Linked DNA regions of Homo sapiens: region 2 is linked to region 1. The links are chromatin contacts, found by Hi-C or POLR2A ChIA-PET in ENCODE. All regions are on one chromosome and are shown on one strand. The core of a region is the stretch at or near the end of the contact, and the rest is flanking DNA. Distances in the headings are between cores, read along the strand shown.

What was found. A loop is a pair of places that touch in the nucleus more often than their neighbours do. ChIA-PET counts read pairs that join two places held with the same protein, here RNA polymerase II (POLR2A). Pooled maps may share reads with other maps.
Region 2: a map of HCT116 shows a loop between it and region 1 (2.0-fold over the local background). The contact joins the promoter of TUBG2 here to the enhancer-like site in region 1. A Hi-C loop is called at or near these places in 29 of 168 maps with a recorded cell type or tissue (Caco-2, GM12878, GM13977 and 16 more), 37 of 37 single-sample maps with no recorded cell type and 21 of 50 pooled maps. POLR2A ChIA-PET finds 5 or more read pairs at or near these places in 24 of 52 experiments (A549, AG04450, BJ and 20 more).

Annotation. Positions count from the first base shown.
Region 1 is chr17:42,621,964-42,627,115 of GRCh38, forward strand. No RefSeq gene overlaps it. Among named protein-coding and RNA genes, the nearest start is that of TUBG1, 15 kb to the left of the region's middle. RefSeq lists a cis regulatory region at 4,425-4,774. Within about 2 kb of position 2,313, at least 7 of the 41 ENCODE cell types and tissues checked have a DNase peak (open chromatin) inside an H3K27ac peak, as active enhancers do; they include HCT116, gastrocnemius medialis and psoas muscle, where a contact is called at or near this core.
Region 2 is chr17:42,656,487-42,661,982 of GRCh38, forward strand. TUBG2 (tubulin gamma 2) reads left to right here and starts at 2,798. Exons shown (of 11, transcript NM_016437.3): 1 at 2,798-3,066; 2 at 3,348-3,460; 3 at 3,663-3,830; 4 at 4,153-4,221. The coding sequence starts at 3,018. RefSeq lists enhancers at 2,630-3,397, 2,755-2,814, 2,825-2,894, 2,945-3,014.

The sequences.
Region 1 (5,152 bases), core at 1,063-3,562:
AAAAACAGAGATGATTATAACAGAACAGAAGGAGAAATCTAACTGCTTGGTGGTGGAGATCAATACATTCTTATTTCAGACAGATTTTTACTCTCTTTCTGAAAACTATGGGAGACATGAGGGTTTAGGGTTATTTCAAAAAACAAGTGGAGGCTGGGTACTCATGCCTGTAATCCCAGCACTTTGGGAGGCCAAGTCGGGAGGATCACTTGAGGCCAGGAGTTTGAGATCAGCCTGGGCAACATAGCGAGACCCTGTCTCCACAAAAATAAGCCAGGGCTGGTGGCAGGTGCCTGTATTCCTCGCTACTCAGGAGGCTGGAGTGAGGAGGATTGCTTGAACCCAGAAGTTCAAGGCTGCAGTGAACTATGATTGTGCCACTGCACTCCAGCCTGGGCAACAGAGGGAGATTCTATCTCAAAAAAAAAAAAAGTGGATATATTTGATTCAAATTTAGAACTACAAAAGAATAGCAAGCAAAGAAACAAGCTCAATATTTTTCATACCATGACCAACAAGAAAACTTAACATTCTAAATGAACTTTCTATAATATATTAGTTAGTGTACAAGTATTATAAAATATACATTCATGATATACAATTGTATACATTAATATGCAATACAAATGGATATAAAGTATCTCAACAAAAGTTTTTTTTTGTTGTTTTTATGTTTGTTTGTTTTGTTTGTTTATTTTTAGGAGACAAGGTCTCACACTGTCACCCAGGCTGGAGTGCAGTGGCATGATCATAGCTCAGTGCAGCCTCAAATTCCTGGACTCAGCCTGTAATCCCAGCACTTTGGGAAGCCGAGGTGGGCAGATCACCTGACTTCAGGAGTTCGAGACCAGCTTGGCCAACATGGTGAAACCCTGTCTCTACTAAAAAGACAAAAATTAGCCAGGCATGGTGGTGGGCATCTGTAATCCCAGCTATTTGGGAGGCTGAGGCAGGAGAATCACTTGAACCCAGGAGGCAGAGGTTGCAGTGAGCCAAGGTCGCTCCATTGCACTCCAGGCTGGGCCACAAGAGTGAGTCTCAAAAAAAAAAAATGCCTGGGCTCAAGTAATCCTCCTGCCTCAGCCTCCCAAGTAGCTAGGACTGCAGGTGCCTGGCACCACACCTGGCCTCAATGAAACTCTTAAAGTGATGAATAAATACTCGAAATGCTAGGGATGGACTGCTGAACATAAATATAATTTTTGCATATAATCATATGCTTTGGTTTGTTTTTTCAAATTCAAAATAAAATGTTGCAAAACATAAGTTGTCCAGCTAGGCACAGTGGCTCACACCTGTAATCCCAGCACTTTCAGAGGCCGAGGCAGTGGGATTGCTTGAGCCCAGGAGTTTGAGAACAGCCTCAGCAACATGGTGAAACCCTGTCTCTACAAAAAATACAAAACTTAGCTGGGTGTGGTGGCACACGCCTGTACCCAGTCACTTGGGGGGCTGAGGTGGGATAATGTCTTATGGGATGGGACAGTGTCTTTATCTCTATTTCCCTGTTATCTACTACAGGCCCTGCACAATGTAGCTGTTCAAAAAACATTTGTTGAACAAATGAAAAAATGATGTCAAGGCCATAACTTTTACTCCTCCTCTTTTCATTAACAAGAAGACATTAAGAGATTTGCCACATAATCAAATAAAAGCACACCCCAGGACAAATTAATGTGTTGACCACATTGGATCAGGAATATTGAGACTTTAATCCTAGACTGTTTTCAGAGAGGAGTTGGAAAATGGGGAAAAAAGATGTAATTTCTCCAACTAGAAATTAACTTATTAAAATTCATGCATAACATAAGCTATTCCAAGATTCCCCCTTTTTTTTTTTTTTTTTTTTTGACACAGGGTCTTGCTTTGTCACCCAGACTGGAGTGCAGTGGCACGATCACGACTCACTGTAGCCTTGACCTTCTGGGCTCAAGCAATTCCCTGCCTTAGCCTTCCAAGTAGCTGGGACTACAGGCATGCACCACCATATCTGGCTAATTTTTTTGGTATTTTTTTGTAGAGACAGGGTTTTGCCATGTTGCCCAGGCTGGTCTCGAACTCCTGAGTTCAAGTGATCTGCCCGTCTCAGCCTCCCAAAGTAGCAGGATTACAGGTGTGAGCCACCAGGCCTGGCCTATTCCAAGATCCTTACACCAAATAGCTTATAGTATCAGAAACCAAATGGCTTGATGTAGCTGAATTTCTGATACTTGATACTTTGGAAATTTTCCCAATGGACACATTATACAAGATGCCATTAGCACCTGAATGGAAACAAACTGGTGACTACAAGTATTCTACATCCTGCCAGATCAAATAATAGTCATGAGTCATAACTGGATCTGCAGACAGCTGCGTAAAACAGATTATCAGTGGAAGGTATGGCAGTTCCAAGGCCTGACCTGCAAAGTCAGTCGGGAAAAGGGTGCGGTCAGAACCAGCACAGCTGGAAGGTCACCCACAGAATAAAAGTTGCCAACTGGATGTGTTCCTCTAAGACAACTTTGCAATGACACAGAAGCACAGCCATGGTCAAGAGATGGCCAGAAGGAGGTGGTGAGGAGCTGAGAGAGGTCCTTGGTGATCCTCAACCTACAACTGGGCTAATGAGGCAAACACTGGACCAAACAGCCCTAAATCTCACCCAAAGACTTGAAGGCTGTCCGTCTTCGTTCCCCTGACACACACAGTACTCCCTGAGAATTCCCATTCTCTCTACGTCCCATCCTTCTTTAGGATTTCTGAACCTAGAGAAATTTGCTCCCTGAAATTTTCTGTGGTGCCCACATAGATTTCAAGTTATGGAAATGGCTCTATAAGGAATACCTGGCTGAGTGCAGTGGCTCACGCCTGTAATCCCAGCACTTTGGCAGGCCGAGGTGGGTGGATCACCTGAGGTCAGGAGTTCAAGACCAGCCTGGCCAACATGGCGAAACCCCATCTCTACTAAGAATACAAAAATTAGCCGGGCATGGTGGTATGCGCCTGTAATTCCAGCTGCTTGGGAGGCCGAGGCAGGAAAATCGCCTGGACCCAGGAGGTGGAGGTTGTAGTGAGCCGAGATCGTGCCACTGCACTCCAGCCTGGGCAACAGAGCAAGACTCAGTCTCAAAAAAAAAGAAAAAAAAAGAGTACCCCATCAGCCTGGGCCCCAAGGATGGAAATGAATCACAGATAACACTGGCCACAGGGATGGTATAGAAAGGTACTAGGTCCCCAGGGTACCCGGAAGGGATGAAGTAGAGATGAACAGAATGGAGTTTAGGTCACGGAGCTTAAGAAGGCCAGGTTACTACTTCTGCTTCTAAGACACAACCATAGGCAATACGGCTCAAGAGGATCACCTACCCCGAGCCAGGAGACAACCTTAAACTGAAGTCTAGTGTGGTTCCTTGGAAATCCTTGTGACTTGGCCCTCTTGTGAGGCATAAATTGAATCTGGCCTGAGAATATCCTAATACTCTGTTTCCTCTGACAACAAATTGTGTTTAGTGACCTCCCCATAGTGACTGCTCTATTCCTACTGGCTATGTTCCATTGGATGCATAGTATTTATGTGCATAGTATTTTTTTTTTTTTTTTGAGATAGGGTCTCACTCTGTTGCCCAGGCTGGAGTGCAGTGGCATGATCACTGCTCACTTCAACCTCCGCCTCCCCGTTTTTTTGTTTTTTTTTTTTTTGAGAAGGAGTCTCACTCTGTTGCCCAGGCTGGAGTGCAGTGGCATGATCACTGCTCACTTCAACCTCCGCCTCCCCGTTTTTTTGTTTTTTTTTTTTTGAGAAGTAGTCTCACTCTGTTGCACAGGCTGGAGTGCAGTGGCATGATCTCAGCTCACTGCAAGCTCCGCCTCCCGGGTTCAGGCCATTCTCCTGCCTCAGCCTCCCAAGTAACTGGGACTACAGGCGCCTGCCACTACGCCAGGCTAATTTTTTGCAATTTTAGTGGAGACAGGGTTTCACTGTGTTAGCCAGGATGGTCTCGATCTCCTGACCTCGTGATCCGCCCGCCTCAGCCTCCCAAAGTGCTGGGATTACAGGCGTGAGCCACCACGCCCAGCTGCCTCCCCATCTTAAGCCGTCCTCCCACCTCAGCCTCCCGAGTAGCTGAGACTAGAGGCACATGCCAACATGCCTGGCTAATTTTTAATTTAATTTAATTTAATTTATTTGTTTTATTTTATTTTATTTATTTTGAGACAGAGTCTCGCTGTGTCATCCAGGCTGGAGTGCAGTGGTGTGATCTCGGCTCACTGTAACCTCCACTTCCCAGGTACAAGTAATTTTCCTGCCTCAGCCTCCTGAGTATCTGGGATTATAAGCACCTGCCACCACGCCTGGCTAATTTTGGATTTTTAGTAGAGACAGGGTTTTGTCATGCTGCCCAGGCAGGTCTCGAACTCTGAAACTCAAGTGATCTTCCCGCTTCTGCCTCCCAAAGTGCTGGGATTACAGGTGTGAGCCACTGTGCCTGGCCTACACAGTATTGATTTCTCTGACTGCCTTACAGTTGCCACCAGCTCACTCAGAAGGTTCCAGACTACTATCTCTAGCCCACAGAGATACATGTAACTACTGTTATCTGGTGATGTAGCAGTTGTTAATCCATAGGCCCTAGGCCATCAAAATGAGCATGACTACACTGCCAGACTCCATTCACTTGTGTTCCTGCTGTGTGAACCACAACGCCGCTATAAATGCATTGTTCCTTCTCTTTTGCCCTACACCAAAAGTTCTTAACTTTTGTTCATTCACAGATCTGTTTGAGAATCTGCTTGGACATTTCCCGGAAAGAAATGGACACATAGATTTGCAAACAATTTCAAGATGTTCTCCACACATAAAGCCCATCCTTGGGATCCCAACTTAATGCTCACAATTTCTGATGGTAAGAAATGAAGACACTTCGGCCAGGCACGGCGGCTCATGCCTGTAATCTCAGCATTTTGGGAGGCCAAGGCAGGTGGATCACCTGAGGTCAGGAGTTCGAGACCAGCCTGGCCAACATGGTGAAATCCTGTCTCTACTAAAAATACAAAAATTAGCTGAGTATGGTGGCACGCACCTGTAATCCTAGCTACTCAGGAGGCTGAGGCAGGAGAATCTCTTGAACCTGGGAGGTGGAGGTTGCAGTGAGCCAAGATCACACCACTG
Region 2 (5,496 bases), core at 1,548-4,047, 35 kb after region 1:
GGAGTTCAAGACCAGCCGGGCCAACATGGTGAAACCCTGTCTCTACTAAAAATACAAAAGTTAGCCGGGCGTGGTGGCTCATGCCTGTAATCCCAGCTACTCAAGAGGCCAAGGCAAGAGAATCACTTGAACCCGGGAAGTGGAGGTTGCAGTGAGCCAAAATCATGCCAGTGCACTCCAGCCTGGGCAACAGAAAGAGACTCTGTCTCAAAAAAAAAATTAGCTGGCATGGTGGCATGTGCCTGTGGTCCCAGTTACTCAGGAGGCTGAGGTGGAAGGATCGCTTGAGCCCAGGATTCCAAGGCTGCATAAAAAGTCTCAGAGGCTGGGTGCGGTGGCTTACGCCTGTAATCCCAACATTTGGAAGGGATCACAAGGTCAGGAGTTTGAGACCAGCCTGGCCAACATGATGAAACCCCGTCTCTACTAAAAATACAAAAATTAGCAGGGTATGGTGGAGCGTGCCTATAATCCCAGGTACTTGGGAAGCTGAAGCAGGAGAATTGCTTGAACCTGGGAGGCAGAGGTTGCACTGAGCTGAGATCAAGCCATTGCACTCCAGCCTGGGCTACAGAGTGCGACTACGTCTCAAAAAAAAAAAAAAAAAAAAAAGGCTGGGCGTGGTGGCTCACGCCTGTAATCCCACAGCACTTTGGGAGGCCAAGGCAGGTGGATCACATGAGGTCGACCAACATGGAGAAACCCCGTCTCTACTAAAAATACAAAATTAGCTGGGCGTGATGGTGCATGCCTGTAATCCTAGCTACTTGGGAGGCTGAGGCAGGAGAATCGCTTGAACCCGGGAGGTGGAGCTTGCGGTGAGTTGAGATCGAGCCATTGCACTCCAGCCTGGGCAACGAGAGCGAAACTCCATCTAAAAAAAAAAAAAAAAAAAGATTGTAACTTGGCTACTTGGCTGAGCATGGTGGCTCATGCCTGTAACCCAGCACTTTGGGAGGCTGAGGCAGGTGGATTACCTGAGCTCAGGGGTTCGAGACCAGTCCGGGCAACATGACAAAACCCCTGTCTCTACTGAAAATACAAAAAAATTAGCCGGGTGTGGTGGTGCACACCTGTAATCTCAGCTACTAGGGAGGCTGAGCCAGGAGAATCGCTTGAACCTGAGAGAGGCAGAGGTTGTAGTGAGCCGAGATCATGCCACTGCACTCCAACCTGGGCAACAGAGTGAGACTTAGTCTCAAAAAAAAAAAAAAATCTTAAGTGGCATTTACAGTGTTTGTGATTCTAGATCAGGCTACGTTTCATTCCATAAAATAAATAGAATGAGTGTTCAGATGAGTCAAGCACAGGTTAGTTTTTATGGACAAAAAAGGGTAGAGAAAAATAGAAACAGAAGGAAAAAAAGCAGATGGGTCCTTTCAAAGTTACTTTTCTTGTAAAAGGACTTCCGTATCATGCCGGCTCACACTGGCTTGTTTGGGGTTTTGGCTCTTCCTTCCCTCTCCTGATTCCTCTGAAGGTTTGATAAACAACTTAGTGTTGCTTAGTGACATAGAACTTTAGCGTGAGTGACTCCATTTTGGTTTGGTCTGTTGAGCCAAGCACAGGAGCTCAGTGCAAATCAATGGCCTCCTATAAAATTTATTTAACTGAACCCTTGTGCATTGCTGGTGGGAATTTAAAATGGTGCAGCTACCATGGAAAATCGTATGGCGATTCCTCAGAACATTAAACACAATTACCATATGATCCAGCAATTCTACCTCTGGGTGTATATCCAAAATAATTGAAAGCAGGGACTCGAACAGATATTTGTACACTCACATTCAAAGCAGCAACATTCACAATAGCCAAAAGGTGGAAGCAACCCAAATGTCCATGGAGGGATGAATGGTTATGCAAAATGTGGTACATCTATACAATGGAATATTATTCAGTTGTAAAAAGGAAGGAAATTCTGACACATGCTACGAAATGGAAGGATCTTGAAGATATTATGTTAAGTGAAAGAAGCCAGACCCAAAAAGACAAATACTGTATAATTCCACTCATATCAGGTGCCTAGAGTAGTCAAGGGGAAGTTACTGTTTAATCGCGATAGAGTTTCAGTTTGGGAAGATAAGAAAGTTCTAGAAAAGAATGGTGGTGGTGGTTACAGAACAATGTGAGTGTACTTGGTGCCACAGAACTGTATGCAGTACTTACAAATGGTTACAATGGTAAATTTAGGCCAGGAGTGGTGGCTCATGCCTGTAATCCCAGCATTTTGGGAGGCCAAGGCAGGAGGATTGATTGAGGCCAGTAGTTTAAGACCATCTTGGGCAACACGGTGAGATCCCCATCTCTATAAAAATACATTTTAAAAATTTAAAAATTAGCTGGGCGTGGTAGCACACGCCTGTAGTCCCAGCTACTCGGGAGACTGAAGTGGGAGGATCACTTAAGCCAGAAGTTCAAGGCTACAGTGAGCTATGATCGCGCCACTGCACTCCAGCCTGGGCGACAGAGCGAGACCCTTCTAAAAAATAAAAAGGTAACATACATGTGTATGTATTGTAACACCATTAAAAAACAGAAATTTAAACGAAGAAAAGTTGGCTTCTAGCCCTTTGATCTAGCAAAGCTGACAGTGTCCTCACCTACCAATATAGGTAGATGACTCCTTACACGTGGACAAGCACATCCACCTGGCCGCTTCTCCCCTTTCCTCCCCTCCCCCGTTCCTCTCCTCCCCAACACATCCAGGTTCCGACCCTGCCACCCCCAACGAGTCTCACTGCGCAGGCGCGGAGCGGTGGGCAGGAGCGGGCGTGGCCTGACTCTGCGCCTGTGCGGAATTCCAGCTGCGACTGCTGAGGGAGAAAATGATGCCCAGGTTGGGCTCCCCGGCCCACCGGCCGAGGAGAGGCCTGCGCTGCACACGCGCAGACCGAGCATCCGCGTCAAGAGGCGAAGAGAGCGCGCGCTCCCCACGTCCTGCGCTCCTGGCTGCCGGGCATTCGTCTCAGCCGTGACTCTCGCCAGGCCGGGGCTGGCGCGCCCACGTCTGAAGAGCGATGCCCCGGGAGATCATCACCCTGCAGCTGGGCCAGTGCGGCAACCAGAGTGAGCAAGCGAGCGCCGGCCCCGCCGGTCTCTGGTTCTGCCCCTTCGGGTCCCACCCAAGTGCCTGGCTTCCACCAGTCCCCCTTTCCCTTCCATGAACCCCCTGCCCTGCTGCTCTGGATAACCCAGACCGAGAGCTGCGCCTCCAGCCCGGGGCTGGGGCAGCTACCAAACCCAGGCATCTTGGGTCCACCCTCTGATCGTGTCAGCCTCTGAGACTAAAACTGGGCTCCTCAGGCCTTAAGGCTCCAGCAGACCCGGGCATCTCCCCCCTCCCCCAGTTGGGTTCGAGTTCTGGAAACAGCTGTGCGCCGAGCATGGTATCAGCCCCGAGGGCATCGTGGAGGAATTCGCCACCGAGGGCACTGACCGCAAGGACGTCTTTTTCTACCAGGTGCCCCCAGCGACTTGGCCGGGGGCGGCAGTGGCCCAAGGGGGCGGAAGGGAAGGGAGTGGCCTGGTACTGGGAACCCCGCTGGGCAGTAGGGCCAGGCGGCTGGCTTGAGGAGGGAGGGCCGGAGGGAGCCAGAGTTGGGAGGACTTCGGACTTGGGCCGCCCTAGCTGATTGGGCCCCCTCCTGGACTCCCCTTGACAGGCAGACGATGAGCACTACATCCCCCGGGCCGTGCTGCTGGACTTGGAACCCCGGGTGATCCACTCCATCCTCAACTCCCCCTATGCCAAGCTCTACAACCCAGAGAACATCTACCTGTCGGAACATGGAGGAGGAGCTGGCAACAACTGGGCCAGCGGATTCTCCCAGGTGTCCTAGCGACCATTCCAGAGACCTTTGATATTCCCATCCAGAGGCAAGGCAGGCTCAAGCTACTAGGAATTTGACCTGACTGACAGAAAATAAGAGACAAAAGGATGTCCCGAACAAGAGGGACAGCCAGGGAGAGGTTTATGCAAATTTTGTGCAAATCATTTGCAATAGTAGCACTTCTGGGTTGAGGGCTACAGCCTAGGCTCTGCTTCAGGGTGGCAACAATATTCCAGGGTAGACAGAATTCTTGGTGCTGTGCTGAGAAAAGATGCTCTCTGGAACCTTTGGCCTGACCCTCCCTTTCCATATCTCTATACAGGGTGAGAAAATTCATGAAGACATCTTTGACATCATAGACCGAGAAGCAGATGGAAGTGACAGTTTGGAGGTGAAGTTATGGAGTGGGGGAAGGAATGGGCAGGGAGGCCGAAGAGTGCTGGGGACAGGTCAGGAGGTGGCCTGGATAGGTAATATGAGGGGAGCAATTCAATTCAAAACCCGTTTATGGAGCATCAGATGTGGGATATTGAGGTGAATAAGATATAATCTTTGTTCTCAAGGAAGTCATAAATCTGAATGGCACCGGCCCCTTAGGCATGAGTCATTCAGCTGCTTCTCCAGCTCCAAACCTTCCCAAGGAGCCTCAGCCTGGATGCATAAGAGGAAGCTTTGAGACATTGGCGTTTTGGGAATGGAGAATGAACCAAGCCGAAGTCTCTCCCCCAGATCCTTGGAGACTGCCTCTCCATCTCTCCCCATGCTGGGTGCGATATGTTCCTGGCTTACAGCTCTTATAACCCATGTAATTTCCTAAGGGACTAGAGCAATAATAGTATGTTTTGTTAAAATATTTGACCTTTTGTCCTTGGTTTCTGAAACAGCTCCAGAACAGCTCCAGAGTGATAAAGGTGAAAGACAGTCTTTTGTTATTTATAACAAGCCCGTTTCTTTTAGTTTAATCTTTCATTTTATTTTAATTAGTTAATTTTACTAACCACTGTACTAAGGAGGAACAAGTGCCTTTCAACCAAACCTGAGCTTATGTTAAAGAGGCGATTTTTGGAAAGTCCCAGATAGCCACTGGATGGGGGGCTGGTTGCCAGGGGAACAAACCTGGTGCTCTGAGGGTTGGAATTTACAGGCCCACCCCTCACCTCTGGGGAAGGGAGAGGGGATGAAGATTGAGTAGAGCACCAATTGCCAATGATTTAATCGGTCATGCCTGTGTAATGAAGCCTCCATAAAAATCCAAAAGGACTGAGTTTGGGGGCTTCCAGGAAGGTGAACAAGAACACATCCACAGGCCAGGAGGGTGCAAACCCAACGCCACAGGGCAGCAACTCCTATGCGCCGGACCCTTCTAGAGCTTCCCCTCGGTATCTCTTCATCTGGCTGTTTATTTGTATCCTTTAAAATATCCTTTATAACAAATGGATGAACGTAAGTAAGTGTCTCCTTGAGTTCTGTGAGCTACTCTAACAAATTAATTGAACCCAAGGAGCAGTCCTGAGAACCTCGATTTATAGCTGGTTGGTCAGAGGCACAGATAAAACAACCTGAAGCTTGTGTTGGCATTGGAAGTGGGAGAGTCTTGTGGGACTGAGCCTTCACTCTGTGGGATCTGATGCTATCTTCAGGTACAGATACTCCTCAACTTACAATG